Linked DNA regions of Homo sapiens: region 1 is linked to region 2. The links are chromatin loops, found by intact Hi-C in ENCODE. Cell type or tissue: GM12878. All regions are shown on one strand. Links, peaks and the distances in the headings refer to the core of each region. The heading gives the core; the rest is flanking DNA. Region 1 has its middle 240 kb from the start of LINC01911. Region 2 has its middle 200 kb from the start of ACVR2A.

Region 1 (16,444 bases), core at 6,238-8,737, 560 kb after region 2:
AGCCACTCTGCTTTGCTTCCTCTTTGCAACCTGATGGGCCCTACCTTATGGAACAATTGATGTTCTGCACTGTAGACATTTCTTGACAAATGGTGAAAGCGTGTGCTCACCCAGATGGATAAAAACACCACCAGTAATGACAGGAAGCAATGTTAGAGGGCAGGATTGCTGTGTATGTGCTGTTCCGCCAGTTAAGGTGTTGGGAGGCTTATTCTTTCTTTTTCAAATCTTTTGGGAAGGTGGATACAGCAGCTCAGGAAAAGAGATGCCACGATTCTGACAAGTTAATTTAGCTTTCACTTCTGAGTATTATATGTATAGCGAAGAAGAAAAACCTTAATTTTCTTTGTACTGTCTGACAAAAAAGAAACACAAGATAAATGCAGGCAGATTCTTTCAAAGGTGTCCTTATTACTGATTCCGAGGTTGCAGAACAGAGGTTTTATAAGCCTAAATCAGAACAAATGAAAAGTCTCAGCATCTTTTATCTTTCTGTAATTTACATATGTATGTACGTATATCAATAGATATAAGAATGTTATTTACCAAAATGAAAGCTGAAAAACTCACATTTGGGTTCCTCCCTATGATAGGCTTCCTCTATTTCTACTTGATTTCACCAGTGTGAAAAATAAGATTTATCCACTGTGGGGGGCAGAATTTTGGCCCCCATGGTCTTCACTCCTTGGTGTTATACCTGTGGTCATGTAACATGGCAAGTTTGCAAGTTTGCAGATGTAATTATGCTTACTAAAGAGTGAATCTTAAAACAGGGAGTATCCTGGATTATGCCTGTGGACCGAATATAATCACATGAACCTCAAAAACAGAGAAGGAAGTCACAGAGATTCAATGTATAGAAAAGATTCAATGTCCATTTAAGATTAGTTTCAATATTAGTTTCAAGATGAGGGGGGCCATATGTCAGGAAAATGAGGACCTTGGTCCTACAACCACAAGGAACTAAATTCTGTCGATAACCAATGGACTTGGAAGAGGATCCTAAGCTCTGGATAAAACCCACAGCCGCTGATACCTTAATTGTATGTCAGTGAGATTCTAAATGAGAATCCAGCTATACAGGCTAGAATTCTGACCTGTGATCTAATAAGCGGGTGTTGTTTTAAGCTGCTAATATTGTGATTTGTTATGGCAACGACAAAAACTGATACATCCAGATTTTATATAAATTATTATCTTACATTTAAAGTGGCCTTGTTATAATTTATTGTCCTTTAGTTGTAGAAGCTATATACTACTGTTTTGATAAACCCATTGTGATGGTTAATATTAGATGTCAACTTGATTGAATTGAAGGATACCTAGATAGCTGGTAAAGTATTGTTGCTGAGTGTGTCTGTGAGGGTGTTGTTATAGGAGATTAACATTTGAGTTAGTGAACTGGGAGAGGAAGACACACTCTCAATGTGGATGGGCACCATCTAATCGGCTGTCAGTGCAACTAGAACAAAGCAGGTGGAAGAAGGTGGGATCAGCCGGCTTGCTGGGTCTTCTGGCTCTCATTTTTCTCCCATGCTGGATGATTTCTTCTATTCCTCCTGCCTTTGGACATCAGACCCCAGGTTCCTCAGCTTCTGGACTCTTGGATTTACACCAGTGGTTTGCAGGGGGCTCCTGGGCCTTCCACCACAGACTGAAGGCTGCACTGTGGGCTTCCCTACTTTTGAGGCTTTGGAACTCAAACTGAGCCACTACTGGCTTCTTTCTTCCTCAGCTTGCAGACAGCCTGTGGTGGACTTTCACCTTGTGATCACGTGAGCCAATTCTCTTTAATAAACTCCCTTTCATATGTACATATATCCTATTCGTTCTGTCCCTGTAGAAAACCCTCAGTAATACACCCACCTAATTATAGATACTGTGTATATAGATAGATAGATATAGATATATGCATATATGCATATGTATGTATGTGTGTGTGTGTATATATATACACACATATGCATATGTAGACAAACAAGTTTCCAAAAGAATTCATCCCCCCTGCCCGTTCAAGTGGGCCTTCAAGTGAGTTCTGAGTTATTTCTTAATTAAATCGATTCAGGTGAATCAAGAGGCTAACTGAATTTAAGGCTTCTTGAAATGGGATTCTAGCTGGATAACTGGGGTCAAGGATTGGGGATCTAGAAAGAGACTCTACAATGGACATCCTTGGCTTGCTGCCCAACACTGTCTCTCCTTCTTCCTAATACAGAATTTTTATTTGTTTTAGCAACACCTACCTTCTACAGACCCCATGTACAGATTTTACCCTTAGTCATATGGTTTGGGTGGGACTGAATCCACCCCTACTTCCAGGGATGGACCTTGATTGTATTAGGCCAATCTGAAAACTACTTACTTATGACCACAGTGAATGGTTTAGGAGTGGTCCATAACTCAGTCCCCTGTCAATCAGCTCATCATATTACACTGCCCTGAATTGGTCCAAGGTTATTGGTCCATGTTCTAAGTCAGTCCAGTTAGAGGAACCTAGAGGATTTTGCTGACAGTGTTGGAGTATAGACTCCTCTGTTACCTACTTATGACCACAGTGAATGGTTTCAGAGTGGGTCCATAACTCAGGCCCCTGTCAATCAGCTCATCATATTACATTGTCCTGAATTGGTCCAAGGATATTTGTCCATGATCTAAATTAGTCAAGCTGGAGTGAACCTAGAGGATTTTGCTGAGATTCTGGAACATAGACTCCTCTCTTCTTTGCAAATAGAAACAAAGAAGCATGCAGTCCCATTGTTGCCAGCAGTCATTTTAGGACCACAGAGTGAGAACCTGCTTGCGATTAGGGCCAGCATCAAGCATCAAGGATGTGGAGTGGAGACAACAAAAATGCAGAAATAGCATCCTGAGCACTGTTTGGCCTCCGAGTGAAGTCTGTTGTGCCCCTGGACTCCAGTAAATGAATCAGTAAGTTTTTTATTCTTTGTAAAATTAAATTCGTCTGGGTTGGGTTTTCTGTTGCTTGCAACTAACATCTCTAAATTGCAGAAGGCCAAGGGAAAGATCAGAGTAGAAAATACACATCTCTTACTGCTCCATGTTGCCCAGGACTAGCTAGGACTGTATGCCCCTTTTAACATTTTGCTTCATCTAGTATCAGAATCCAAGTTGTAATTCCCTCCCGAGAGCAACTTTTCTCTGAGTAAACAATGCTGTGAGATAGAATCTCACATATTTATTTGGCTCATTCTTTTTAGTACTTGCTTTCTTCTTTGATCATGAATTTTGTTTGTAAGTGACATACTTTTTTCTTTACACAATGATTCCCAAGTGATTATTCAGAGAAAGTTGTTGAGAAATGAAGATGAACTACTGAGGAGAATAAACTCTTTGGCAGACTTCTCATTTGAGGGGCTGCATTTCTAGCTGGTCTTTTTCTCTTTTTTGAGACAGGGCCTCACTCTGTCATGGCTCACTGCAGCCTCAACCTTCTGGGCTCAGGTGATCCTCCCACCTCGGCCTCCCAAATACCTAGGACTACAGGCGTGTGCCAACGCGCTCAGCTAATTTTTGTATTTATTGTAGAGATGGAGTCTTGCCATGTTGCCCAGGCTGGTCTCGAGCTCCTGGGCTCAAGAAATCCTCCCTCCTAGCCCTCCCAAAGTGCTGGGATTACAGGCATGAATTGCCATGCCCACCTTCTATGTGGGCTTTTATGTTTTGAGCTATTCAATTCATCCTGTGTCCTTGCATTTGTCCTGCATCCATCTTTCTACCTGATATATTTCTCCTCACTTCCACAGCAGATTTTGCAAAATGGTGAATGAAAAATCTCAAATGTGCTAGTACTAGCTGAAAATAAAAACAAAAGATAATCGATAATCTTGATCTCCTGTTGCACATCCACCCGACAATTTGCCCTGAAGTAATCCAGAGAGGTGAATTGAGAAATCTGTGTCACTCATACACATATTTGAACAAGCTGCCAAAGCTTGTCTAGGCAAGTTTTCTCACTAGGTAAAAATCTATTTATGACAACCTTGTTCATTTACTGTCAATGTCACTTCATGAGAGTATGCACCTTTACACATATGAACTGTACACATTCCATACAAAAATTTCTTATTTATGGCATAAGTCCATTTCTTTTAAATTATGAACTATAAGAAATAAGATATGACTTAACTTTATATTAAAAGGAAATTATAAAATAAAAATAAATTAGATTGATAGTAGACCCATATGTGTTCTTTCTACTTCAAAACACTTCTTTATGAGGGAGAGAAATATTTAGTTTACAATAACTGATAAAATACTTAAAGTACACATACCTATGAAGAAGGTAACACAAACACAGACGTCTTTAAAGTAAGATTTAATGGCAGTTAAAATTCCTTTCCTTTAAAGAAAGCTTAGTAATGGGTGTGATGATGAAGACCCACAGAAATAAGTACAAAAATATGGAAAAGGGAGTCTTCCAGAAGTTTGAAACAAATTTCAGTTCTGATAGTAAAATTATTTTTTATACTTTATCTTATGACAACAAATTGAACTGTGACTATTTTTTTCCAACGGAAATCATTTGTCAAGGACTCAGAGGATAGTCAAATCCATTTCCCGTATTTTGTGGTGGTTGCTATATGCTCTCCTAAGTATTGCCTAATGCAGGATTAGAACTGATGGAGGGAAAGTAGATTTGTCCTTAGAACCTACTTACAATTTTTAAATTGAAAACTATTCTTTAGATAATTAACTTTTAACATTTTAACCTTGTCAACTTCCTCCTTAATGCCTCAAGCCAGTGTTACTCAGATATCATGTTGGATATTAGTTGGCCAATTCAGTCTGGAGGCATTCCGTTAACCAGGGTTCTTTGCAGTAGCTTTTCTCAGGATCTTTACTATGTGAATGTACATTGTGAATCTCAGAATCTCATAGAGGGATATGGTGTATCCAGAGATTTCTAAACCCATAGATAATCTTTTTATTTCTTCCAGAATACCCAGTTATAACATGTATGACATAAGTGTTTCTCAAAAAATAATTGGAGATATTTTCTTTAATAGCAAAAGGAAAACTGTGCTATTGTCACTACTTTGCTCTTCTCCAAAAAGTTGAGCTTCTGTCTGGCTCTTTTCCACCTTTTCACCACAGTTCACAAATGAGATCAGAGGTGATGGTGCTTCCTAGCAGTCCAAACCTATCTCCAGTACTAAGCAAGACAATTCATAGCAAAACCCAAACCCAAATGGGGTTGGTAACAATACCTTTCTTATCCAAGAGATTTCCTTCCACCAACCAAGAAAAAGATTAGTTTTTCTCCCAAATTTCTCCCTCCACAATTAGTTTTTCAACCCAGAACGAAAAAAGAGCAGAATCTACCAAATAATTTAGAATGAGAGATAAAGAGCAATACCTGGTTTTGTTGATCCAATCAAATCCATTTTTTTTTCAGATTTAAACAGAAAATAATAACAAATTGACTAAATGTGAAAATTAGATTGCTTGGTTCCCATAACAAAGTAATCGTTTATTTTCAAACTTTGCGTTACTTATGTTGATACTCCTGCCTTTTTGCTTCTTGCTCATTTCCTTGGAAATCAGTATTTTTATTTTTTGATATATTGTTTTGTTTTGTTGGATTGGTGTGAGTGCTGTTGTCATATCAAGTTCGCAGCTTTTATTACCTAGAAGTGAACACATGCTATTCAGATAGTATGTGGTCAAAAGTATTCAATCACAATGATCAAGTATTGTTAAAATAAAAAATCAAAAGCTCAAAGAATTTTAGAAAGATGAGCCCGGAATATCCATGCTGTGCAAGAGAAGTGAGTTCTCAGTATAGCGGTGTGTGTGTGTGTGTGTGTGTGTGTGTGTGTGTGTGTGCGCGCGCATGCGCACGTGCACATGTACTCACATGCTATGAATTTGAAGGAAGGATAATGGAAACAAAATTGCTGATAGCTTCCTAAAGGACAGAAAAGCCACCATGCTGTGTACCTGTTCTTCAGCTGTATATTAGACTGTAAACAGAATCAATAAAAGAAGCCTTCAGTGAGACTAATTTTAATGCAATGTAAGTAAGAATAAGAACTGAACCTAGATCTCCTGATGCCCTGTTCAGTGCTCAGGAAGAATGTTAATAGTCTTCTTTCTCCTAGTCTTATTTCTTTAATGTTATATTTTCAGTTCCTTTAAACTGATAGGCTATGTTAATTGTGCTCAGTGAAATCTGCTTTTGTCATTGTCGTAAGAGAGTTCTAATATCCGCAGGCTTACACAAATTAAAGTTATGTTATAACTTTCTCATGGAGTTTGCTCCTTCTGTTTTTACAATTCCAGTGAGCCACCTCTCAGCTAAGTTTGCAGTCCCCTTATTTCTAATTGTTCTGTATCCAAGACATGCTCTGGAACAATGACTCATTGTTCACTGCACTATTTTTTCATGATATTTTACCTTGAGTCCTTAATTCACCTTAGAATAACTTCATTTCTTTTGAAAGGGGACTGCCTAGTGTATAAACAAGAACTTCATATTCTTTATCACTGATAAGCTACCTTAAAAGAAATGGAAATGACTCAGAGTTAAATGTAGCCCCTCTGCCTCCATTTTTTTTCTTATAATTTCCTTTTGTTTCCTGTGCTCAGTTCTCCATGAAGAGATGGTTGAAGCAGTCTAGTTTTTAGCACTGTCACCAGGGCTGTATGTTAAGTTCAAGTTGTGGCTTTCCAAGAAGGGCCTGACTTTGAAGCATTAACATTTAGACTACTGTATAGAAAAGAATAATAGAAATGGCCACTTAGGAAAGCAATTGGGTTAATTACTGACATTAGACAATATGGGCAATTTATAAATATCATGCACTTCTACTATCAGCTCAACAGAATTTAGTTCAAATGTGCTGAGCTCTGTGCTCTGGTAGCAAATTTTCTTCCTGTTTATGTAAAACATTGACTTGCATTTTGGCCAGTGCATGAAGTCTTGTGGGACTCCCAAGTCTTTCAACACATGCAAAGTGAAGAATTAATAATATCCAAGCCAGGTCAACACACGTCTTAATGGTTCTGTCTCAAATTCGTTCTCCACGTATGGACCAAAACCAAATGCAGGGCTCTCTTGATTTTTTTTTTAAGTTCCAATGAAATTAATGTGGGACACTTTCCCCTAGAATCTAAAACAACAACAACAATGCCAAAAGCCCTTCAAACCCTGAAGCCGTGAAAAACACAAATGAGTGTGTGTAATGGTCAGAATGGTTGGCACCTGAATTAAGAGAAGAACATAGATATGACTAGATTTGGATGTATTCAAGATATTGAAAACTGTTTTCCATCTTAAATTATCAAAAGGATAAAGTGTTAGTGGGAGTAAAAAGCCTCAGAAGGCAGTTGGACAAAAATGACTAGTAATGGACTGACAGCAAACTGGTAAGTATAGAAAACTGGAAAGTTTTAAGAAATATTTGGTTCGTATATCCTGAGCGTTAGCTTTGAATCTGGCTCACTGTTGCATAAGTGTCCTCCCCCAATATCTTTTGCAATACTTGGTCTAACTATTTATTTTTCTCAAGTTTGGAAAGGAATAGGGTAATAAACCACAAAACAGTAGAATTCAGTTATGAAAGAAATAGTCTCCTTATTAGTACATTTAGGAAAAATGGTTCATAAGTTATAAAATAACTCCTCCCTGGAAATACTTTAAATTAGATTCCTTCTACAAAGATGTGCATGGTGGAGCTGAAATTGCTGGTGTTTACACCATAGTTGACATGCAGAACTCTCTGAAGGTCTTGTTTGTTTGGTACCTCAAAAATCTTCTGCGCCATCTAATGGAAACAATGCAAACTGCAGCTTGCTTTGGAGGACAAGAGCTTCAAATTCTTCAGCACAGATCAATGCAGAATAGATGAAAGCTATAGAATGCAGTAGATCAGATACCAGCCTCTAAATGTAATGGCTTGGGGGAATTGGCTCTCAGTTGTATAGTGTACACAATTCAAACATGCCTAGGGTATTATGATTTCACCATGCAAATGTATTAAAATACAATGTATCCATTCATAGTGCATTTAGTAACAGACAATGGAGTGAACTCATATGATTTGCCAAACCAAGATCCAGAATACTCCAGGTTTTTTTTTTTAAAGTAAGTATTCATTTCCAAGTTTCTGCTGTATTTCTTTGTCACGTCTATGCTACAGGTACAATGTAATTTAATTTTCAACGTGTTTACCACATTCAAAAACTGTAAATGTCATGAATTTTATGTCAGAATCTACACCTTGAATTGTAGGCTCAAATGCAAACATGGGTACGGAGGTAATTTAAGTTAAAAGGGAAGACAATGTGGTGGAGTAAGTAGGCTGTCTTGGCAAAGTGGAAATCATACTCCCTGGGTTCAATGAGTGATAATCAGCAACAGCTGGTTGTTGTCGAGCAATAATGCCCAACGAAAGTCCAAAATCTGTACTCTTCTGTACATTTCCTTATTTTGTAAGTGTTTGTTCACACCCATAAATACATCCATGGTCCAGATATGACCTAGCTCTAAGAGCCACCATTTGTGATTGTAGGTTTCTCATAATCCAAGGCAACACAATGAGAATACAGCAGTAAATCCCACAGTCACTGGAATCATTTGGAACACAAATCCTTTGAGAAATAAGTGCTCTCATACTTTAATTAATATGCATAGATTGTTTTAGCTGTACATGGCAATGGAGTGTATTAAATCACAGATATTGTCCAATCTTTCTATTATTTCTGGCAAAGTAGTTCTAAGGCTAAAATTCACTGAATCCATAGCCAAATCATTGCCTGTACAGCCCTGAGATAAAGGCAGCTGTCCAATTTTGTCAAACCGCAGTTTCTAATATTCCAAGCCCTCGAGTTGGAGACAAGCTCACACCAGTGACAAGTGGCTTCAGAGGGACAGTGTTTGAAAGGTGTTTTCACGTGATTATCAAGACACGTTTATGTTTCTTGGGCAAATAAAGAAAAGGAACAGCTAGCACTTTGTTAGAATTCAAACCTGAGGAAAACATAAGGAATAATGAAAGACATAAGAGATGTTGGCTATGCATGAACCCAATTAAAATGTGTTTTTTTCCTCCTAAGGACATTTTAGATTTGAAGTTGTTGTTTTCATACTTTTCCTCTACTCGTCAGAGTCTGTTGCTCTCTACCCCGCTATTTTGAATGATTTCTATAGATGTAGTTCATCTAAGTAATATGGGTTTGCCAGTTTGCCCCCCCACTTTTTTTTTTTTTTTTTTGAGTCGGAGTCTCATTCTGTCACCTAGGCTGGAGTGCAGTGGTGCAATCTCGGCTCACTGCAACCTCTGCCTCCCAGGTTCAAGTGATTCTCCTGCCTCAGGCTCCTGAGTAGCTGGGATTACAGGTGTCCGCCACCACACCTGGTTAATTTTGTGTTTTTAGTAGAGACAGGGTTTCATCATGTTGGCCAGGCTGGTCTTGAACTCCTGACCTACCTCAGGTGATCTGCCTGCCTCCGCCTCCCAAAGTGCTCGGATTACAGGCATGAGCCCCTGTGCCTGGTTTGCCCCTTTCATAGGCTCACAGAGCCTGGGAGAACACCATTCCCTAGCCTTGAGGCAGATGAGTGCCTGACCCAGACACTTTCTAACGATGCCTTTCATGACTTATTAGCATCTTGCGGATCAAAATGTCCCATCTTAATAGCCAATGTTGACTTATCCTTTAGTCAATGTTTCTTTCACAGAACTGGATCCTCAGTTCAGGAAACACTTACTTGTCCAAAGCCCAATACATATTGAGAACTTAGTACAGTATTGGGCATGTGGTGTCTTCAGTAAATATAGGTAATTATTATTCTCATTTAAGGACTGCCAAAAGAGCAACTCTTCTGCATTTATAAGAAGCAGTTTGGGACTCTACAGTGCCGCAGGAGCTAGCAAGTTCAGATCTACCTCCTTATACGTGGTGTCCCTGGTGTTTTGTGGGGGTGGACACCCATGCTTCATCAGGCATTGAAGAAGGAGAAAACAATAGTGTTGAGCCATTTTAGCTAAAGGGACTGCTCTAACCATTATTATTATCATTATTAAAATATTTCAGCCAGGCACGGTGGCTCTCACCTGCAATCCCAGCACTTTGAGAGGCTGAGATGGATGGATCACTTGAGCCCAGGAGTTCAAGACCAGCCTGGGCTACATAGCCCTTCCCTACAAAAAATACAAAAATTAGCTAAGCATGGTGGCACATGCCTGTATTCTCAGCTACTTGGGAGGCAGAGGTGAGAGAATCACTTGAGCCCAGGAGGTCAAGGCTGCAGTGAGCCATGATCACACCACTGTGCTCCAGCCTGGGTGACAGAGTGAGACCCTGTCTCAAATATGTACGTAGTTACATCTATATATTTTATATTCATTTCTTGCCCATTAAATGTGATCTTAAAGGCAAGAACTATGTCTTTTTCCTTTACAATGTTCTGCTGTATCCCATGTCAAGTTATATATGTAAAAGGTTTTCAGAAAATGAGTGGCAAATGAATAAATGAATATGATGCCACTTATTTCAGTTTTATTATAAATGTTAGCTTTGGCACCTCAGATGATTAGTACAGGTATTGCACATCATATTCTATTTGTTGTAAATTGATATCCTTCTATATAGAGGTTAGGGTTCACTGATGGCAAAGCATTACAATCTTAGTAAAATATAGAAATCAATGAGCTAATGTTTATCAAATAAATGAATTCTGTGCTTGTGTTGACCATTATATGAGATTTAGTATCGCTTACTTAGTACCATATTGAAATAGTTAGCAAGTAGCCTAGCTAAGGTTAAATTATTAATCTTTTTCTTTAAAACTTAAATGGGACAATTGGGTACTTTTTTTGTTTGGTTTTGCTATGGGGTCTTGCTCTGTCACTCAGGCTGGAGTGCAGTGGCACGATCTTGGCTCACTGCAACCTCCATCTCCTGGGTTCAAGTGATTCTCCTGCCTCAGCCTCCTACGTAGCTGGGATTACAGGTGCCCACCACCATGCCTGACCAATTTTCGTATTTTTGGTAGAGATGGGGTTTCGCCATGCTGGCCAGGCAGGTTTTGAACTCTTGACCTCAAAGAGGTGATCCACCCGCCTCAGACTCCCAAAGTGCTGAGATTACAGGTGTGAGCCACTGCACCTGGCCCAATTGGGTAGATTTTAAAGCATATTCACTTGACCCTTGAAAAACATGGGTTTGAACTGCAGAGGTCCACTTATATGCAGATATTTTTCAGTACAAGTTAGACCAAGTGTGCCTGCCTCTCTTGCTGCCCCTTCCATCTTCTCCACCTCTGTCACCTCTGCCAACTCTGAGACAGCAAGACCAACCCCTCCTCTTCTGCCTCCTCCTCAGCCTTCTCAATGTGACGACAACGAGGATGAAGACCTTTGTGATGATGCATTTTCACTTAGTGAATTATAAATATATTTTCTCTTCTCTATGATTTCCTTAATAATATTTCCTTTTCTCTAGCTTACTTTATTGTGAGAATACAATATATAGTACAGATAACATACAAAACATTGGTTAACCCACAGTATATGTTATTGATGACTTTGGTCAACAGTAAATAGTTAAGTAGTTAAAAGTTGACTACTAATAGTAGTCAAAAGTTACACATGGACTTTTCACCGCACAGGGATTTGGTCCCCCTAACCCGCACATTGCCCAAGTGTCAACTATAATTAGAAATGAGTATCTTCAAGGTCTAAGCTAGTCAGGAATTTTTTTAGTACTTGTCTTTCAGATTTATGCATTTATTTTTATTGATGTATAATAGTTGTACATATATTGGGGGAACATGTGATATTTTGATACCTGTATACAATGTGTTATGATTATGATCAAATTAAGGTAACTGGAATATCAATCACCTGACATGGTTATTATTTCCTTGTTTTGGGAACATTACAATTCTTCTAGTTACTTTGAAATATATAATAAATTATTAACTATACTTTGCCTACTATACTATCAAATACTAGAACTTTTTCCTTTTATCTAACTGTATTTTTATACCCCTTAACCAACTTCATTTTCCCTCTCCACTTCTTTTCTCTGCCTTTGGTAACCAACATTCTACTGTCTACATCCATGAAATTCACTTTTTCAGCTCTCACATGTGAGTGGAGACATACAATATTTGTCTTTCTTTCCTGGCTTATTTCCTTAACATAATAACCTCCAGTTCCATCCATGTTGCTGCAAATGACAAGATTTTGTTCTGTTTTATGGCTGAGTAATATTCCATTGTGTATATATACCGTATTTTCGTTATCCATTCATCTGTTGATGGACATTTAGATTGATTCCAAATATTTGTTATTGTACATAATGCTGTAATAAACATGAGAGTGTAGATATCTCTTCTATATACTGATTTCCTTTATTCTGGCTATTTACCCAGTAATTGGATTGCTGGATCAAATGGTAGTTCTATTTTTAGGTTTTTGAGGAACTTCCATACTGTTTTCCCTAATTGCTGTTCTACTTTACATTCCCACCAACAGTGTAAGATCATCCTTGCCAACATTTGTTAGTTTTTTTCTTTTTGATAATAACCATATTAACTGAGGTGAGATGATATCTCACTGTGGTTTTGATTTGCATTTCTCCAGTGATTGATGATGTTGAACATTTTTTATACACCTGTTGGCCATTTCTTTGTCTTCTTCTGAGAAATGTCCATTTAGGTCTTTTGCCCATTTTTAAATCAGATTTTTATTTTTTTTCTATTGAATTGTTTGAGTTCCTTATATATACTGATTATTAATTCCTTGTGAGTTGAATAGTTTGAAAATATTTTCTCCCATTCTCTAGGTTATCTCTTCACTCTGTTGATTGTTTCCTTTGCCATACAGAAACTTTTCAGCTTGATGTAATCCCATTTGTCTACTTTTGCTTTTGTTGCCTGTGCTTTTGAGGTCTTACCCAAAAAGTCTTTGCCCACATCAATATCCTGTAGCATTTCTTCAGTGTTTTCTTTTACTGGTTTTATAGTTTCAAGTCTTACATTTAAGTCATTAATCCATTTTTGAGTTGATTTTTGTGTATGGTTGTAGATCGGCGTGTAGTATTCTTCTTCTGCATATGGCTATCCAGTTTTCCAAGCACCATTTATTAAAGAGACTGTCCTTTTCCCAATGTATGTCCATGATGCCGTTGTTGAAAATGAGCTGGCTGTAAGGGTATGGATGTATTTCTGTGTTCTCTAGTTTGTTCCATTGGTCTTTGTGTCTGTTTTCATGCCATTATCATTCTTTTTGATTATTGTACTCAGGATTTTCTAAATGGTTCATGTAGTACACCTTGCACCACTCTGACCCTTTAATCTTTTCTGACTTCTCATTTTTGGTATCTCATAAATGAGGCCCAACACGCCAGATGTTATTTCGAATTATGACTGAGTAATGACTCTTCACTAGCACTGTTCCCTGTAGGAAATATTTTTGCATTAATGTCAACTTCACCTTGTTCTGGACTCTTGGATATACTATCCTTCAAGTCAGGTTTGATCTTTGGTCTTTTCTGGCACTGATATTAAGTTCTCCGATATTTGAATCTGAAATATTAGTTTTCTCCACACAAAACTCAGGCATAGGTTCTTCCATTCTGTTCTAACTGTTCCCAGTTTTTAAAGACATATTCTAACATCCTCACAACCTTCAACCTTGTGCAAACCCAGTTCCCATTCCAGATCTAAGAAAGAGTCACACAAAAACAGCTTCTCTGTTCTAACCTTGTTAATAGAATGAAAACGTATTTTATGAGGTTTGAAAAACTGTCATCTGACTTTTTGCAAGGTACCCTAGGAAGTTCACTGTTGGGAGTTCAGTAAATTTGAGATTTACAAAATCCATTCATTCAAAATATGTCTTATGCCACAATATTATGAGAAGATGGTTCCCAAGAGTGATTGATCTGATTTAAAGACTCAAGTGGCGAAGGTTGCTGGGAAGAGAGTAGGGAAAGGCCATTTCTCTCAGCTGAATCATGGGCACTAGGGATTGGCTGAGAACATTTGAGTGGAGTGAGGCAATTCCTATGGAATGAGCCTTGGCCAGAAAACACACTGGTGTTGGACAGAGGGAGTGCAATATCCGTGCCTTCAACTTTGTTGGAGCAAAATCTTAATTAGCCTGATTCTCTCTCTTTGGTTTCACTGTCTTCTAGATTTGCAAGGAAAGGCATTATAATATGAACACCTGAAAGCCACCTTTCTCCTTAGGGTTGAGGGCACCTTCTGTTGTACAGCAGAAACTATTAATTCACATTTATTCTCATAAAAGCATTGTATTTTTCTAGTTGAAAATATAATACATAATCATTCTAGAAGTTGAGAACTTCAAAACTATAAAGAAGAAAATTACAATACCCAAAGTCGATAAAATAACTATTAAATCTTTGGTATATTTCTTTTCGATCATCTCTTTATATATCTTTTCACCTATTTATAATCATGCTATTCTGCTTTTTATTACTTAAAATGCAATACAAATGTTTTTGATTCATTTTTAAATGCTTTTAAAGTATATTTTGGATATATTGCATGTCTTTATTATTTTGCTTATGTAAATAAACTACAATTTACTTAATCATCTCCCTGTGTTACCCACAGTGGTTGTGATTGTTTGCAATTTTGTTTTATTTTGTCTCCCTTATATAATAGAAACTAAGTGTGACTTCAGAAACTAAAGGTAGATTCTCCCATCCTGTGAGGTCATTAACTTGGAGTGAAAATTATACAGGAAGGACTGAGACAACAAAAGTTTGCCTGTCCATGATAAAGTTCAAAGTTGGGCAATAATCTTCTTAGCTATTAAATCAAGCATCTGTTGTCAAGCTCAATTGTAAACAAATCACATAGAAAATTATCTTTCTTTAAATGTTTTGCCAAGAGGATGTTTGGAAATTGGAGTGGTTTAGTATCTGAAGGTAACTCTAATTTTCATTTTTAGTCTCTATGTTGAATGCTGTGTAATGTTTCTTACGAAATTTCATTAGATGGGAACTCTGATACTTTTCATTTATGCATATTCATGTTTTTATTTAAAATACTCTTAACAAATGATTCTTTTATGTTTATGATATAAATCCAATCCAATATTTATAGGGTAAAAAAAATGGGCATTTGTGTATTTTGTGTTCAACGTATTGTTCATATTGAATTCTCCATAGACAGCAATAAGAAAACAATTCCAACCCATCAATATTAAATACTGAATCTTAATCACAAATGAGTTGTAATTGTATTCAGTTGCAAATGGGTTTTTTTCCTCACAGCACAATTAAAACTTACAGATTTTTTCATTAGAAAATAAATTCAGCTGCTTAGTTCTAAAAATGTATGATGACAAGAGCAAGGACATTTTTTTTCTGCTAGTTTTGCTTATTGGAGGCCATAATACTCTGGCTTTCAGTACTCAATGCAAGATATCATAAAAGAACAGCATTATAAACTACTTTAGACATTAGTTGCCAAAGAACCCAAGGTGTCTTCACTTTGAATATTTCCTGGACCCATAAACATTGAGATTAAATCTAGAACAGATTTTTGTGGTAGTTCATGCTGGCCTCAGCCCACTCTTCCCACTGGGCTTCTTGTTTTGCCGGGGACAGGAAATATTAAACCAATTTACTGCCTTTATATTCACTCTCACAAAACAAAACAGAAAAACAAACAAGACTTCAAAATCAAACTGGAATCCACTTCTCAAACATTCTGATTGAAGCCTAACTTGAAAGACATACAGCAGGGAGAGAGACTAGAGTTTGGCAAAGGTGAGACAGAAATTTCTCTGCTTCTGGTAAGAAAAAGCCTCATTTCAGTCTCTGGAGAGGTCTTGTCTAGACACTGATAATACTGTCCTGATTGATGAACTAGTTAGAAATATTTCTGGGAGACATTTTGCCACGTCTTGGATGACCAAGATACTTGGCTAAGCTAAGGGACTAAAATTAAGGCTACCATTTTCATTCAAAGCACTATAGTTACATGTATATCTCTAGGCTAGTGTTTATTAATTTAGCTTTCTGTAGTTTTGTGTCTCCTTTCTTGTCCTTTAAATTCTGTCTTCTAATTGGTACCAATCTTACTGAAACTGTTCCAGAAAATTAAGGAGGAGAGAATCCTCCCTTACTCACTCTATGAAGCCAGTATCACCCTGATACCAAAGCTAGGCAAAGACATAACAAAAAAAGAAAACTACAGGCCAATATCCTGGATAAACATAGATGCAGAAATCCTCAAAAAAAAAAAATACTACCAGACTGAATTCAACAGCACATCAAAAAGATAATATACCATGATAAAGTGGATTTTATTCCAGGGATGCAAGAATGGTTCACCATATGCAAGTCAATAAATGTTATTCATCACATAAGCAGAATTAAACACAAAATCCATATGGTCATTTTAAAAGACACACAAAAAAGCATTAAATAAAAT
Region 2 (16,444 bases), core at 8,884-11,383:
CTGCTGGACGGTCAAAGATGCACTTTAGAATGTCCAGTGTTCATATTACCAATGAGAGGGACATTTGTTCTTTACAGGCAGTAAGAAAGGAGCAAATTTAGGTAAATTAGGCATGCGGGAGAATTTCCTCCCCCAGATTTGAGGAGCCTCTGATCATTTCACTTAGGAAAGAACTTCAAAACCTTATTCTCTGCAAATTTCGAAGTTTTCTTTCAGGCTTCTATTCTGCTTGGCCTGGAGATAGGGCAGGACTCAGATGGCCTCCTGGTATGGCCTTCCAGCCCCAAGTTTTGTTCTGTTTATGGATTGGAAAACCCAACACCTTCACTGCTCAAATATCCTAGACATGCAATGTTTTGTCACAGATTTGGTAGGAGGATACCCTAGTTCTTTGTTTAGCCACTTGAAAAGGAGGATTAAAGAAAAAAAGAATCAGAGACTAGCCACAAATAGATGGCGTGGAGCTTGTTTTGTAAAGCAGTGCCTCTAAATTGTGCCCGTATTCCTTATGGAAACTACAGGCAAAGCCAAGTTTGCTTTGTGCAAATTCAGCAGCGCTAGGACCCCTTGGCAGAATGCCACCTCGCCCTTGCTTGGGCTGTGTTTGTGCACAATCTTCCTTGCTTTCTTCCAAGGAACAAACAGGGTGGAAATTCCTGATCTAGCTCTGTATCACCAGTAATCTGACCTGCAGGCTTGTACCTGAATACTGAAACCTTGGGGTTCACTGCTCACATATAATACTTGGTAAAAGAAGAAAAGGGGTAAAGAGACTCTTCTTAACCTTTGCAAATGTCATGCACTATTTATATAACATTTACCACTTTTATTTTCCACAGCCTAGGATTTTGTGAGGAGAAAGGGGCAGGCACCTTAAGCTAAACTGCATTCCTACAGGTTTAAATTACAGCTTTTCCTCTCTGAGGGCTAAGCTCATTGTATGGACATCATTCTTCAGGGGCTGATTTTGCCTTATAAACAACTTGAATTCTACTTCTTAGATAATTCATGAAAGTAGTTTTCTAATAGCTTCATAAGAGAATGTTTTTTTCCCGAAATTAAATAAATAAGCTGTTCTAAAAGACAAGTTGCTATCTGTTGGATGGAAACTTTGAAATTCTTTCAGTCTGGGTCATAGTAAATGCTACAAGTTTTCATTTTCTAATCCAATCTTATTACATAAAAGTGTACTTTTACAAAGACTGGGCTCAAGGTTTCATTGTCTTGCTTGTGTAACTACTCAAGGCCTAAACCTGACTGAATAAGTTGCCATGTGAAGTCGGTAAATATTTTATAAATTCTAGAAAGGAAAAAGTCATAACGTCTCATTTTGACAACCTTCCTAACCGCAGGTAGATAAGAAAAATAAACACAAGTTAATGCCATCCAGAGATCAAGAGAACATGAACCTTCAGGAAATGTGATACACAAGCATATAAATGCTGTGGCCTCATTGAAGGCACTTGTTTCAACAATAACACAGGCTTTATATATTTGATCCTTTAATAAAAATAACATTTTTAGATCTCAAGGTTCTAAACAGCTGAAGGGGTGGAGTGTTTTAGAACAAATATGCTACATCTTGTTGTAAAATGGCAGCCATGACTAAAGTCAGAGTTTGTCAGCATGGCAGTGATCAGGCCACCTTTGACCTGAAAGTGATATTTTGTTTGGCTCTCATGTGTTTAAAAATGAATTAGTTGCCACATTTTAAAATGAGAATGTTTCAAATAAAAATACAGATTTCTGGACTTTCTTGAAAAATAGGTTCTAGAAAGGATTAGTGCATATTCCCACTTGTTCTTGATTGGCGGGGACTGGTAGAGTTGACCCTCGGGTGGAACATGTACTCTCTAGTTTACCATAGGTTTGCTGAGGACCACTTTGTTCATATATGTTGTCTCCTTGGTCCCTGCAGGCCTTTGACGAAAAACCAAAGTCTGAATGCTTCACTCCAGCACAGGGGTGGCAGGCTGCCCATGAAGTCTCCCAGGTGCTACCTGTGGCAGCTGTTAATCTCTGTCTTCTGCTCTCTGGTGGAGACATTCTTTTTCTTCTTGTGGAGACATTGTAGCATCAGTGAAGGATCCCTGAAATGAGGGTCAGGGACTAGTCCTGAGTGATAACTCCTTTTATCTAATTGAGTGAATTCAGAAAAGCCACTTAATCTTTTGGAGTCTCAGTTTCTTCATCTGTAAAATGAGGGGTTTGTTTATTCAATTGACTCATTCAACTAACATTTAAAACAGAAGATGCACCAAAGGACTCAATTATAAAGGACATAAACTGATGATGTGTAGACACACTCTATGCCGATGTCTAAATCTTTTTTAAAAGGAGTGAATTTGAGTGCCTTTAGGCAGTTTCCCACAGCTCCTGTCTCCCCAAGCCGAGTCATCAAGATCTCCATTACCTGCCTGACCTGTCAGTCATTTGAGTTCATAAATGACCCCTGACTTCTATAGCCCTTTCCGCCATCTGACATCCCGTGGTTTTTCTCTCTCTTCCAACACTCGCCTCTTTTTCTACCTTGCCTCTTTATTTTGTTCTCTTCCCGTCTCCATCTCCCCCAGCCTAAGGCTTGCCAGGGGCTTAGCTTTTAAAGTCTGCCATTGAGTTTCTGGTGAGAGAATTCTTTTGGCTTCAGCCCTTTGTTGCTTTTTATCCTCACCTTGACAATAAGGACACAATTCTCAGTTTTACTCTGTAGCTTGGTTTACTGTTAGCAGCAGTTTCCCTCCCTTCTTTGCAGCAGCTGTTCTCATTCTTCTAACCAGTTTTTAAAAGACTTGAATTTCGAAATACGGTCGCTGTGCGCCTCTTCAGAGATTCATCCATAACTGTCAGAGCCTTTTCATTCCCTGTCTTTTGTATAGGTTTCTTTTATGAGCAGGGTAATTTGCATTTGTCTTTAATTCTTAATTTGTCTTTGCATTTACTGTGGATGTAACATGCAGCTGAATTTGCATTTTCTTTTCACTTCCATTCTCATGGACTGGGGCTGTCTGAGGTGCAAACCATGGAGAGATTCAGGAGTATGTTTGCTGAGTGGTAAACTTGGCTCTTCTGGCTTTATTTTATTTTCCCCTCCCCTTACTCTGAGATGTTTTTATTACATTTAGATGCTCTAAACCGTAATCAAACGTAGCCTATGTTTTCCAATCCATTGGTTTCTTAATCCCATTCAGTGAATATTAGGCCTTTAAACAATGTGGTATTCACTTAATCAGGAGAAATCCTCTGTAAAAGGATATTAGATTTTTGGGTATAAAAACCGTAGAATTTATTCTGTGCCTACCACTAACCAGGTGGGTGCATATCATCATGTAACTCTCTGGTCCTCAGTGTTTTTAATCTGTAAAAGGGGACTAATAATAACTTTAAAAAAATGGCTATTTCACCATTTTTTCTGAGGTACAAATGTCTGGCTGTGGAACCCTTTGAGAAGTATGGTATTCTGGCCCAGTGTAAAATACAGTGCCCTGAGGACCCCAGGCAGTCCTGTCCTGGAGCACTCTGTTCAGCTGCTGCTTCATTGTTGAAGGTGCTTTGGTTCCATGGAGTTTCACCAACAATGACCACGGTGTTTCAAATCATATCAAAGTTTCCCATTAGCAAGGGGAAGAGAACCAGGCTGAAATCCACTCACAGTTTGGTGCTTCTCTTTAGTGCTGTGAAATAACATTCAAAAAGGAGGTTAATGCCTTACACTCAACCTGGAGTCCTGATGTGCCTACAAAAAGCATTAGATCTAATCACTCTTCCTAGAATGGCAGAGGTCAGATGTGGCCCTATATATTCTGGCATTCAGTTACAAGACTGTTCTTGAGAAATAAACTTTTTTTTTCTACATTGTAGAATGTTGAGAAAATTGTTAGTTGCTTCTATAGCCCATTCTGTAGCAATATGTAATTTTTTGCCGCTCTGAGAGGAAGGAAAATTTTGAGTCAGTTTGAACTAATTGTAGGGTGTATATAGAGGTAGTTCTCAACAGTCTGCCAATTTCTTCTTACTGCTTCCATTCATTAGAGCTTAATCACCAGAAAGGCCTTGGAGGTGGTGGAGGGGCTTCTAGATTTCCAAAAAAATCTACCATGTATTGGAGAAAGGGCTATTTCCCTAAGCCATGAACCTCCCTCACACCCCTGGGACAGACATTTTTCAGTTTAGAACTATGTCCTGAGACAAGTGGAATTAATGGATTTATTGGAATCAGAAGTTTGATAGTTTATTAATTTTTTTTTTTACATTTTTAAACTTTCTTTCTTTTTTACAGAGAGGGGTCTCACTATGTTGCCCAGGGTAGTATTGAACTTCTGGTCTCAAGTGATCCTCCCACCTCAGCCTCCTGAGTAGCTGGGATTACAAAGTTGTGCTGCTATGCCCATCTTAGTTTGACAGTTTAGAGACGAAGGCAATGTGTTCCCTTGGTAAGGATTCATTCTCCCTCAATTCTTCTTATTATCCTTTACCACCCAAGAAATCCTTGTTTCTGGGTTTGGGGAAGGGAAAGATCTCACTTTGCAGAGATCTCTGTTCCAGATGGTTTAAATGTGAATAATAAAGACTCTGATGTGAATCTAGAACCACACTCCTGAGACACATCCTAAAATTTGGAGTCCAGAGAATAGTGAGAAAAAGGACTCAGGCTGAGAAATAAGAAAAGGTACAGAGGACATCACATGCCAGGAAAAAAGAAAACAAAAACAAAACAGTTTGAGAAACTAAAGAAAATGGGTGGGTTTGTTGTTGTTGTTGTTGTTGTTGTTGTTTTTTCTTGAAGTTTTAGAATAAAGCAGCTGGGTTCAGTAGGTTGTATTTTATTTTATAACTTATGAATAATATTTTGTTGTATTAGGAAACTGTAAAAGACACTGCTGTTTTCTTGGAGTTTCCAGAACTTTTTGACACTGTAAACTATTAATCAGAGCTTAGGAAGTAGATTTATTGTCCTATATATCCTTGTCTGGGTAGATAAAATGCAAATTTCATAACAACTATTTCTTTGGAAGCAGCTGCCCAACTTCTGTGGATGGGAGGACAGGCCATTTGTTCTTTAAAACTTGATAGGCTTCAACTGGGCAACTATAAATTCTCTTCTGTCCAAATCTCTCGCCTAGGGGAGGGTCTTTTCTTTCCTGATTGCTGACTGACTTCTTTCTTGTCATGCTGGAAAGCCTTGTTCAAAGATCTCAAAGACTGGCTGCATCTCTTTCCTAATGAAGCACCCTTAGCTCGAAGCTGGGGGAGAAGGTCCATCTGGCTTCTGCCATATGTGTGTATGCTGTCAAACCAGTAAACACGGCAGAGTTTGCTGACAGTGAGGAGTTTCAGTTAGTCAGTCATAAATTAGAGATGAGATATGCTGTGTTCCTGCTGCTGCGAGCTTTCACACTCCAGGAAGGAATCTCCACTTACCTATGTTGAAGAAGTTAAAAATGTGGATTAAGGAACCCTCTGATGGGGCAGTACTGAGTGAAATGCACATACATGATTCAGGCTGTTCAGACAGTGGGCACAGACACAGGATTAAAAACCCACAATCCTTTCCTAAGCACCTGATTTGCATCTGTTTGCTTATGCACTTGGTACACTGGCTCTCCTGTTTCTGCCCATCTATATCTAGTCATTTACGTTTTTTTTCCACTTGGGGTGGGTATTGGGGAACATCTCTTTGAAGAGTCTTTAAAAATATTCCTGTGCTGGGTGAACATATATATATTTTCCCCTCAAATGTGCTTTATTCTTGTCTGATAATCAGGTAGGGAGACAATAATTAAATTTTAATGCATCTGTCTTTTTAAAAAGAAAAGTGCTTTCTGGCTCTTAATGGCAAAATTTCATTATTATGATTTTAATGCTTTTAGACTAAAGCGGAGTTTACATTTAGGCTGTAAGAAGCACAGCTAAACGATTCCTCTAAGACATCTTTGTTTCATTTATAGTCTTGTGTTGAGGTGTGTTTTAATGTATTACATTTAATACAGACTGTGATATATTAGGCTACTTAAACATCTTAAACCAGAATAGCTTCAGATAATATTGTTACCTGTATCCAAAGATCTTACCACAGTGGGGTCACAATTTCTAAAGCAGATTCCCAAACTTTTTAACCCTGAATACTCTTCTTACCCAAGAGGTCCCATGACCCCTACAAGTCTTCAAATCCCTTTACTAAAAAAAAAAAAAAAAAAAAAAGATGTTAATATTCTTTAAATAATATGAGAAGTGGAAGACCAAGGCAATCTATTTCATTTGATTAGTTCAGAAATGTTTAGGCCCTAAGCTTAGCTGTGTTTTGTTTATTTGAGGTTGGGATTTAGGGCAAGGAAAGAAAAGTGATGATGGCTGGGGTAATTCATTAAAAAGGACTAACTGGGAAAAGGACAGGAGGCCAGGGGAGGGGTGGGGGTTGCCCCAGCCCCAGAAGTAAACACTACAGGAACATTTGAAATTCCATGTTTGATTCCTGGCATGAGAAGGAATGACATATATTTAGAAAAAAGTTTAGACCTTGCATATGTAGTTGGGTTTAGCCATTAGTTAAACTACATTGTAGTTGGTTACTGTCCATTCAGTAACATCAAAATTTGATATATTGCCCTAGCAGGTTGAATAGTGTCCCCTCAAAATTTATGTGCATCTGGAACCTCAAACTGAGCATTTATTTGGAAATTGAGTCTTTTCTGATGTAATTAGTTAAGAATTGAGCTAAGATCTTACTGGATTAGAGTTGGCCCCAAGTCCAATAATTGATATCCTTCTAGAAGAGGAGGGGACACAGATACACAGAGAAGTATGCCATGTGAAGACAGAGTCAGAGATTGGAATAATCCATCTTCAAACCAAGGAAGCCCAAGGATTGCCTGCAACCATCAGACTCTGGGAGCGTCATGGTCAGATTCTCTCTTAGAGTCTCCAGAAGGAACTAACCCTGCTGGCACCTTGATTTCGGACTTTTGGCCTCACAGAATGTATTTCTGTGAGGAAATACATTTGTTATTTTTAGCTTCCAAGTTTGTGGTAATTTATTATGGCAACCCTAGGAAATGAACACAATTGCTTAACAATTTCATTCTAGTAGTTAATAACTGTAGCTTTAGGTGCTTTATGATACCAAACACAGCTGTTTACTGAGGTTAATCATTCAAGCCGCTGTTGAACTTGAATATAGGGGAACCTCCTACAAAAAGAGTTTTGCAAAGGAGGGCCTGGTACTTCTAGGTTTTCTGTGGCTAAAATATGGCCCAGGGCCCACAGTGTTTCCCAATTGTACAGTGCCCCTGCACCCGTGTCAGTAACTAACCCTACGCTACCCCTCATGTGGAAGAATGATGGAGCTGATGGGTGTGGTCTTGCTCTCTACACTTGGAAAGACCATGCTCCTTGTTGGAGGCAGGGGAGGGGCTGTAGAGCATCTAAATAGAAGGTTATTCTGGAGATGAGAGGGCTTGCTGGCTAACTGACGGAGGCCTCTGCGTTAGAAGACATGATTTGTGGGTAACCAAGCTGGCTGCGTCTCCCAGAGTGGCATTTCTAGGCAAAAGCATCCTATTGCCACTAATGCCTGGGTGTGGTCCAAAAGTCCTTCAGCTTGCTACTAAATAGAACCACAGCTTTATGATCAGAAACAAAAGAGCACATTTTGTGTTTCTAAAGACAAAGTTTTAGGATCAGTTTCCCTTCAGTGCAAACACATTTATTCTCCGTTTATTTGACTTTCCAGCCCTTTTTCATAATTTCTTCACCCTCAGATCTTTTCAATTTGGGGTTACCTTGGAAGTAGGTGAGACTTCCTTAGGGCCTGGTGAAATCCAGTTGGAATACCCATGTGCTTGGAAGAGCACAGGTGGTCTCTTTGCAGGAGAGTGGTCTTTGCAGGACTATGAATCCCTATCTTGGTAGAGTTCCAAGTTCACCCAGCTGTTCAAGTGAAAACCTGGACGTCACTCTTGACTCTTCATTCTCCCTCACCCCTCATATCCAACCAATCACCATATCCTATTGATTCTTCCTTTTGCAGGTGGATGCACATTTCTCCACATCTTTCCAACTCTCCGTCAGCACCCTAGTCCAAGCTGCCACCATCTCTTGCCTAGATTCTTGCAACAGCCTCCTAATGACGTCACTACCTTCATCTCTCCTCCTTTATTCCTTTCTCATGACCATAGCCAGAGTGACCATACTAAGTATGAGTCACTTCATATTCCCCTGCTGAAAAGAGTCTGACAACTTTAAGATAAAATATGAATGCTTTAGTATGGCTTACATGATCTGGTCTCTCCACTTCATCCCTTGTCATTCTCTCACCTGCATTCAGTGCTCTGAATTTCTCTTAGTCCCTTTTATGGAAATTCCTCTTTCTAAACCAGTAGTTCTCTTCCTTGGCTGCACATTAGAGTCACCTGGAGAACTTTAAAAATTATTGATGTTTGGGTCCCACCCTAGAGATTATTATTTAACTTGTGTGGGATGCAGCTGGGAGTTTAGAAATTTTCCCAGGTGATTCTAATGTCCAGAGTAGGCTGAGAACCACTGAGGCTTCTGGATTCATCCTCTATTCTGTAGATGGGGTCAATATTCAATTATCCCTCTGGTCTCCACTTAAGGAAGACTTGCTCCAGAAGCCCTCCTTGATTACCCTTAGACAAGTTTAGTTTGCTCATTACGTGTTCCTATACATGCTCTACTTCCCCTAACAAACTACTCATTGCATTTAGTTGTAATTAGTTATTTAATCCTTTGCCTTCCCTATTAGAATGGAAGCTCCATGAGGGCAGGAATTGTGTCTGGTTTTGCTCAATATTCTATCCCCAGCAGCTGACTTTGTGCCTAGTATTCAGTATCTAATAAATATTAAATTGAATACAGAAACAAATGCAGACACATAAGGCAGTATGCACTGATTAAATTTCTTATTTGTTTCAGGCAGTCCACGCTGGGGCACTGATTCTTAGCATGGTCTGGAATTCTCAGCCTCTTTTTACAGGGGTTGTCTTTCAGCACTGTGCTCATTCATATCAGGGACTTGCCCTGGGGAGCAGTGGTTGGGCCCTATTCTTCCCAGCTGCCTTATTTCTCCAGTCACCAGGTCTTCAGGATACCGCGTTCCCAACCCTGACCTTGACCTACATCCCACCCTTCCTCCAGTAGTTGGTAGACAGGGGTTTGTATCAGGATGCCTTTGGGAGCATTTTCAAAAATACCTGTTCAAACCTCCACCCCTTTCTAAATTCTGACTGGATAAGTTTGGAGTGGACTTTAGGAATGCATATTTTATAAAAGTTCCATAGATAATTCTGGTGCACAACTTGGTCTTCCATGCTTTCTAAACTGTGAAGCAACTAATAGGAAATCAAAGAGAGTAATGGAAACTCAGCTGGGCCTGTATGTTAAGGGGGAGAAGGTTGAAAGGAGAAAAGTGTTGTCTACCACTTCCCTCCACCAACTAAGGCTCTTCCTTTGTACCTGTGGCACATTTAGGCATTCCTAAGTGTCCTTCCAGGAATTATGACTCTTCTTTTGTTGTCTAATCCAAAGGAGTGACCTTATGGTGGCTCTGTCAGAGGGCTGGTAAGACCAGCACAGACCAGGGTAGGAGATATTTGGAGCTGATAGAATACTGTAGGACTCTTCAAATTATAAGGAGGGTTGACCTCTATTGCATTTCATATCACAGGAAGGTTTTCCTCCCAGCTGCCTCACTGATACTGCCTTCTGTCAATTTGCAAGAAAGGGGACCTTGCACTTTGCTTTGGTGTCACTAAGTGCTCTACTTTATGTAACACAGCCTTTAGAACATTTCTCTTAAATATATGTTAGGGTCGGGCTATTTAAAGCTCAAGACTTATGCTGCTCAGACGTGAAGCACAACACTCCAACATAGTTTTAAGTTATGCAAATTGTTTCTTCTCAGTTGCTGCAAGAAGTTTTGTTTTGTGATACTGGCCTAGGGCCAAACAGGTAGTGTGATATGAGTAGGCAGCCCTCCTACTACCTCTCCAGTGGAAGGCTTCAGCCAGCACTGTTCTCCACATCCAAACAGAGCAGACATAAGAAAGTTGCATTGTGAGGCTGCTTGAGTTAGTTACACAGAGCCAGCACCTGCCTGGAAGGTAGGAGACTGGGTTCCAACCTTGGTTGTGGTATTGGGAGGATGTCTGTTCACTTCTCTGCCTCACATTCTCCACTTGGTCCAAGAAAAGAGCTGAACGGGGCCATTTTTCCAAAGCAAAAAGTTTACTTTTTAAAAACTTTAATTTTTGCATACATGCTTAAATAACAGGCATAAATAGACATCCTATATCTACTGTATATCCACTTGTCAGCCAAATCCCTTTCTCTGTCAGAGATTTGGTCTGATTAACTTGGATCCTAGTCAGTCCCAAGACATGGAAAGTCCAGAAACCTCCCATGATTTCTGTAATTTCCCAGACTACACAGCTTGTCTGCTTTACCACTCCCATCTCTCTGGGTGCAAACTCAGCCCAGTTTCCTATGAAATCCATGCACTCCTGGTGTTTTGTAAGCTGTAGCAGGACTTTGCCGTACCTGGGGAGGAGGAATCTGGGAAAGAGTTTTCTCCTACTCTGCATGACCTCCTGCTCTCTCCTGGCTCCATTCTCCTTCCCATTTTCTCTGCTAGCACCTCCTCTCTCTTCCCATATTCCCTGTCTTCCACCCCAACCCCAAATTATCCCTGTTATGCAGAATAGGGCAGCAGAGGGAGATGGGGCTCAGCCTCTGTTCTAGACTTGCAAGCCCCTTAGTAATATTGGGAGTCACCCTTCTTGGAGAACAGTCTCGGTTACGGTTTTTCCCCTGGTTACATATTTGTTTGATCTCTTACCATGTGCTCAGGTTTATCATGCATATGGATACAATGGATACTGTAGAAATTTTAGAATGTACAGGTGGGTTCTCTGGCAGGCAAGCTGTGTGATGTCATTAGCCCTGAGCTATATATAAAACCATCAAGACTTTAAAGCTTGAACCTGCACTATTTTGGTGCAAAAAAAGAGAGTGATGTTGAGAAAGAGTGAGAGAAGAACTGGAGTGTTTAGGTATAGATGTGCCACTTCCAAAGTGAAGGTAGGAAAATATATAAACCATCCTATGAATATTAATAAGAATACTTTACAAAGCACTCTGAGTTCCCAGAAGAAAGACGTTACATAAGCACAAACTTTGCCTCATTCATCCTGACAGCATCCCTGTGAGAGGAGATTCCATTTTAGAGACAAGGAAATGGAGAGAAGAGGAGCCATAACTTGTCCCCACAGTCATCATTATCTCAGTTGCAGAGACTCAGCAAATTTCTCCTTATCAAGCCTCTTCCAGCAGATCAGCCTTCCTGTTTCATGATACTTCTTTGCTGTTGGACACTGTTCACTATTTCACCTGTCAGTCTCATTCATCCAATCAGACTACGAACCCCTTGAGGGGAGACCCAGGGACCCTCTATCTATTCTGCATTTTTCCCTCTCACTGTGTCCAACAGAACATCAAGGACTCAATACTACTCAATAAATGTTTGTTGATTGATGGACAGTCAGTGTGGTGTGGAAGTGACAATGATTTAACCAACTATCTTTTCCTTTGTAGTTGCTTTCTTTTTACTCCTCCCATCATTTTTCTTTTTTTCTGTTATTTTAAAATAATTGCAAGTATCATGAATATCTTGCTTTAAAAAATAAAGCATTATAGAGTTTTCTCTATCTTCCGCTTTCCGGATTAATCATTGCTTTATCATAGGATTAAAGAGAACTTTAGGTAACATAATTTTTGAAAATAAACAACATGTGCGTAGTACAAAATTCAAAGTGTTATAAGGTGTTATTCTGTGAAAAATAACTATTCTTATACCCTTTGCCAAAGCTACCTGTTTCTCCATCCCAGACACAACCAACATTATCAGTCTCCTCTGTGTCCTTCTAGGGATGTTGTATGTTTACACCATATATGTGCACATCATTTTTTACTTCAAATGACAGCATATCATAGACTTTGCTCTGCATCTTGTTCTTTTTGCTGAATGACACCTTGGAGACTGTTTTCTGGCAGTATTTATAGTTGCTTCATTCACAGTATTCCTCTATATGTGCATACCATCATTTGTTTGACTACTCCTCTATTAATGGGCATTAATTAGATTGTTCTCCATCTTTTGCTATTTATGAACAATAATAGAATGTGTGTTTTCCTACATATTTCATATTGTGTATGTGGTAGCATATCTATAGACTAAATTCCTAGAAGTAGAATTGCTGGTTCAAAGAATTGTGCATTAAATATTTTGATAGATATTGCTAAATTGTTCTTTATAGAAACAAGTTATACCTATATACACTCCCAATCACAATGTAAAACCATGATACATTTTAGAAAAGCTATATATCTGAGATGAAAACATGGGGAAGTTGAAAAAATCAGAGTATAGCACAGTTGCACGTCCCAGCATAGATGCTGTTGGCCAACATTCATGCACAGAATGAATGTTGCCCATCCCTGCTGTGGGAGCTTGTGTTCATTAGCTCAAACAACTCTGTGATTGTGAGGTGATTTTATTTGAAGGGACTTTAAATTGGTACCTTGTTTAACAGTTAAAGCAGCTGTTAGAAAACAACAAACATTTATTGAATATCCCTTGTGTGCCAGGAACACAGATGAACACTTCCTATGCTGTGAGGCAGGTATTATTATCCTCATTTTTTTGACGAGGAAGCTGAAATTCAGGTTAAGTAACTTGCCCATAATAGGCTGTGGAATTCAAGAAGGCCTCTCTCTTTCTAGTATGCCACACTGATTTCTTATATTACTTGTGTGATTTGGAAGATTAAGGAAGTACTCAGTCAACTGAAACTGCATTTTGTCTAAAGTGAGCTCGACAGCATTGCAGCAGGGAAGATGTCCGAATATCTGTACTTTGAACTTGTCAGTAGAAAAAGAAACCACCTGGTAGCCAAAGGATATTTCCTGAATGTAAAAATCTCAATGACATTGTAGTATTCTCTCATGCAGTAAAGGTCTTAGAGAAAGATCTGTCATCACACAGGATGACTCTGCTCAAGAAGGAACCAATTTTAATCTTAACATCATTTTAGGATTTGGCGCTATAAGAAAAGGGAGCATAAGGGAGTGGAACACAGGTTTGTTTTTTTTTTTTTTTTCCACATTAGGATACACAGCTGAGCTGCAGCACTGTCAATGACCAAAATTCGAGCCTTGTGGTTACTGCTATGATGAAATCCTGTGGAAAGGGGAGTTTCACTTCCAGACACAGACTGACCAGCAAAAGAACCAAGAAAATCCACACAATCATCTGTTGGTTTTTCCCTACTAAAGAAAACTGACAGTGATCTATTGCAGGAGGCCAGGGACGGCAATGTGCGTCTTCTGTTTGTGTTCATAAGATGTTGGTGCTGGGGGCTTTGAGAGCACCTTTTTAATAGGGGTGTTTTGCATTTCACACCTAGACGAGTAGCCCCAATACAACTAATCGGTTTAGTTCAACAATTCCTTCCCATATTCCTGCCAATATGTGAATATCTCCCGGATGAGTCAGCTGGAAGATATGTGGAATATAAATTCTTGTCTTTATGTACTGTGTTAGAGGAATATCCAGTCTAATTGTGCAGATAAACACACACACACACACACACGAAAAGCTACAAGACATTCCTACCACAAATGTTTGTTCAGAATCTGCTATGTGAAAGGTACTGAGGCTGGGTGCGGTGGCTCACACCTATAATCCCAGCACTTTGGGAGTCAGAGGCAGGTGGATCACCTGAGGTCAGGAGTTGAAGATCAGCCTGGTCAAAATTATGAAACCCCATCTCTACTAAAAACACACACAAAAAAATTAGCTGGGTGTGGTGGCACATGCCTGTAGTCCCAGCTACTCAGGAGGCTGAGGCAAAAGAATAGCTGAGCCTGGGAGGTGAGGTTGCAGTGAGCCGAGATTGTACCACTGCACTCCAGCCTGGGCAACAGAGCGAGACTCTGTCTCAAAATAAAAATAAAACTGAAAGGTACTGTGCTAGGTTTTCAGAATACAATGGAAAAAATAGATCTGGTCTCTGCCTTCCTTATTTGAATGTAGACAGGGAGACAGATGACTGAACAATTACATGAAGTGAGGATTATAGAAACAAGTGCTAGAGGTATTCAGAGAGGTTACATTAGACTGACTCAGTAGAAGAAAATGTGAAGTACAAGGTGAATGTGTCAGGCTGAATCCCTATTTACTTCAATAGGGATGGCACCATGTTCAAGAGGCTGAAGAAGAAACCTGGAGTCAGCGAACAAGACATGGGGTTAATTGAGGGAATTTACATACAGGGCGGTGTAGTGGCAGCAGGCTGGAGAGAAGAACTGCAATCACTTGTAAAAAGCATGCAATTTATATAGAATATTTACTTAGCACCCTCCCCCTAGCAACCTCCACCTGGCAACCTTCATTTAACCAAAAACAAAGGGCCTTCATCCCCTGTATGGCCTGCATTCCATGGGATGGCCTGGGAGTTCTGATGTTCCTCATGGATAAGAAGCGAGTCTCTGGGTTGGCCACTCTCAGATTCCTTAGCTTGGAACTCCAAACACATGTTCTTCTTAGACCATAGGGTCATTCTCAGGGTATGCTTAAGTTATAGCTGTCAGGTGTTTCTGCCATACAGGGTCATTCTCAGGGTGTGCTTAAGTTAAGTTATTGCTGTCAGGTGCATCTACTATACAGCATGTAGAAGCCAAAAGTGCATATGACCAAATATTTCCATTGTTTTTTTTTTTCCGCTAATGGAAGAAATCTTCCAGTTGAAAGTAAATGTGAAAGTCCTAAATGCTGCTAACCAAGTACTTCCATTCTTCCTTCTTCTGGGTTCATGTAGGATAATACTTTCCAACCCTCTTTCAAGTTAGGCCTGGCCAAATAATTTGTTTTGGTTGAAGCAAGCAAACTTGATATGCATCACTTCTTGCTGGGAACCATAACAGCTGCATCCACTTAGCCACATCTTGTCTTCTGACTGGTGTGGTGATCTTCATGGACACAAATGTTGTGAGAAAGCTTCTGTCAGTCACTTTCCCTGAAGAATCACGATGAACTGAGCCCTATAGCATTTATAAGATGCACATCAATGTGGCTTTATCCCACTGAGATTTTGGAGTTGTATGTTTCTGTAACCCATGCAGTCTCATAGATGGGTTTCCCATTCATTTAATTTTTTTGACAAATGTTTTTTGCAGAATGCTAAGCATTAGTCTTAGATGCTAGGAATAAATCACAGAAAAATACAGATACGTTTCTTATTCTTTTAAAGTTTCTGTTCTAGTTGAGGGAACATTAGGAGGTGAAGCTGGAGACAGATAACAAACAAGTAAACAAATGAAAACAAAATTAGGAAGATTTTAGATTATGATAATTCTTACCAAAGTGGTAAGATAGAGAGTGCCTTTTTATTCAGGGTGTTTTAGACAGGGTGGTCAAAAAAGACATCTCTGAGAAGATAACATTTGTAGTTAAAAAGCTGAAGCATGAGGAAGAGTCAACCAGATTAAAATCTAGGAGACAGTGATCCTGAAAGAGGGAATAGTAAAAGCCCTAAGATCAAGGAGCTTGGCTTGTGTGAGGAACAAAATGAAACCAAAGTGGCCTGAGGAAGGTGCTTGCAGGGAGTCAGCTGTGGTACTGACTGAGATGAGAGAGGCAACAGCCTGATGTTATAGCTATAGTAAGAAGCTTGATTTTTATATTAGGTAAAATAGGAGGTCATTGCAATATTTTAAGGAGGAGAGTGATGTGATGTTATTTATGTTTTTAAAAGATAACTGTTTGCTATGAAAGAAGGCCAAGCTTGGATGCAGGAAGGCCACTTAGGAGCTAGTGCAATATTCTAGGAAAGAGATTTCGGTGGCTTGGTTTAGGGTGGCAGCAATGGTGGTGGAGAGAATTGGATGTATTTGAGATATGTTTTGCTCATATAATGTAGAGAATTTACTGACAGATTGAATGTGGGTGGATATTAAAATGATGTCTACATTTTTGGCCTAAGTTTAATGGATAGTGCCATTCACTGAGAGAGGGAGGATTGGAGTAGAATGAAGAGAGGGAATTGGAGGACAACTAGTAGTTCAGTATATGTAAGTTTAGTGTTCATATTATATTTCAAAATTAAGATATCAAGACAGAGTCTTGGGCCCCAAGTAGATGTTAAGCCTGGAGGTAAAACAAGGAGTCATTGGTGGACAGACAATATTTAAAGCAATGAGAATAGATGAGATCATGTAGGGAATGGGTGTAGATAGTAAGAGGAGAGTCCAGCACTGAGCTCCTGGGCACTCCATAATTTGGAGGCTGAGTAAAAGAGAGGTTATGGAAGAGGACTGAGAATGAGTGACCAATGAGGTAAGAACAAAAGCAAAAGAGTGTGGAGTGCTGGAAGCC

What was found. Peaks named below come from ENCODE experiments on the same cell type or tissue, not always from the same donor. Only the 100,000 strongest peaks of a DNase experiment are listed, where the experiment ranks them.
Region 1: a loop joins it to region 2, with 3 times the contacts of the local background. A loop is called at or near these places in 2 of 110 quality-filtered maps.

Annotation. Positions count from the first base shown.
Region 1 is chr2:147,074,406-147,090,849 of GRCh38, reverse strand. No RefSeq gene overlaps it. Among named protein-coding and RNA genes, the nearest start is that of LINC01911, 240 kb to the right of the region's middle. In GM12878, for the core only: a CTCF peak has its summit at 7,794 (motif pointing left); a DNase peak (open chromatin) is centred at 7,769.
Region 2 is chr2:147,633,550-147,649,993 of GRCh38, reverse strand. No RefSeq gene overlaps it. Among named protein-coding and RNA genes, the nearest start is that of ACVR2A, 200 kb to the left of the region's middle. RefSeq lists an enhancer at 14,010-14,219. In GM12878, for the core only: no CTCF peak of the experiment used is centred there; a DNase peak (open chromatin) is centred at 9,913; H3K4me3 peaks cover 768 bases; H3K27ac peaks cover 908 bases.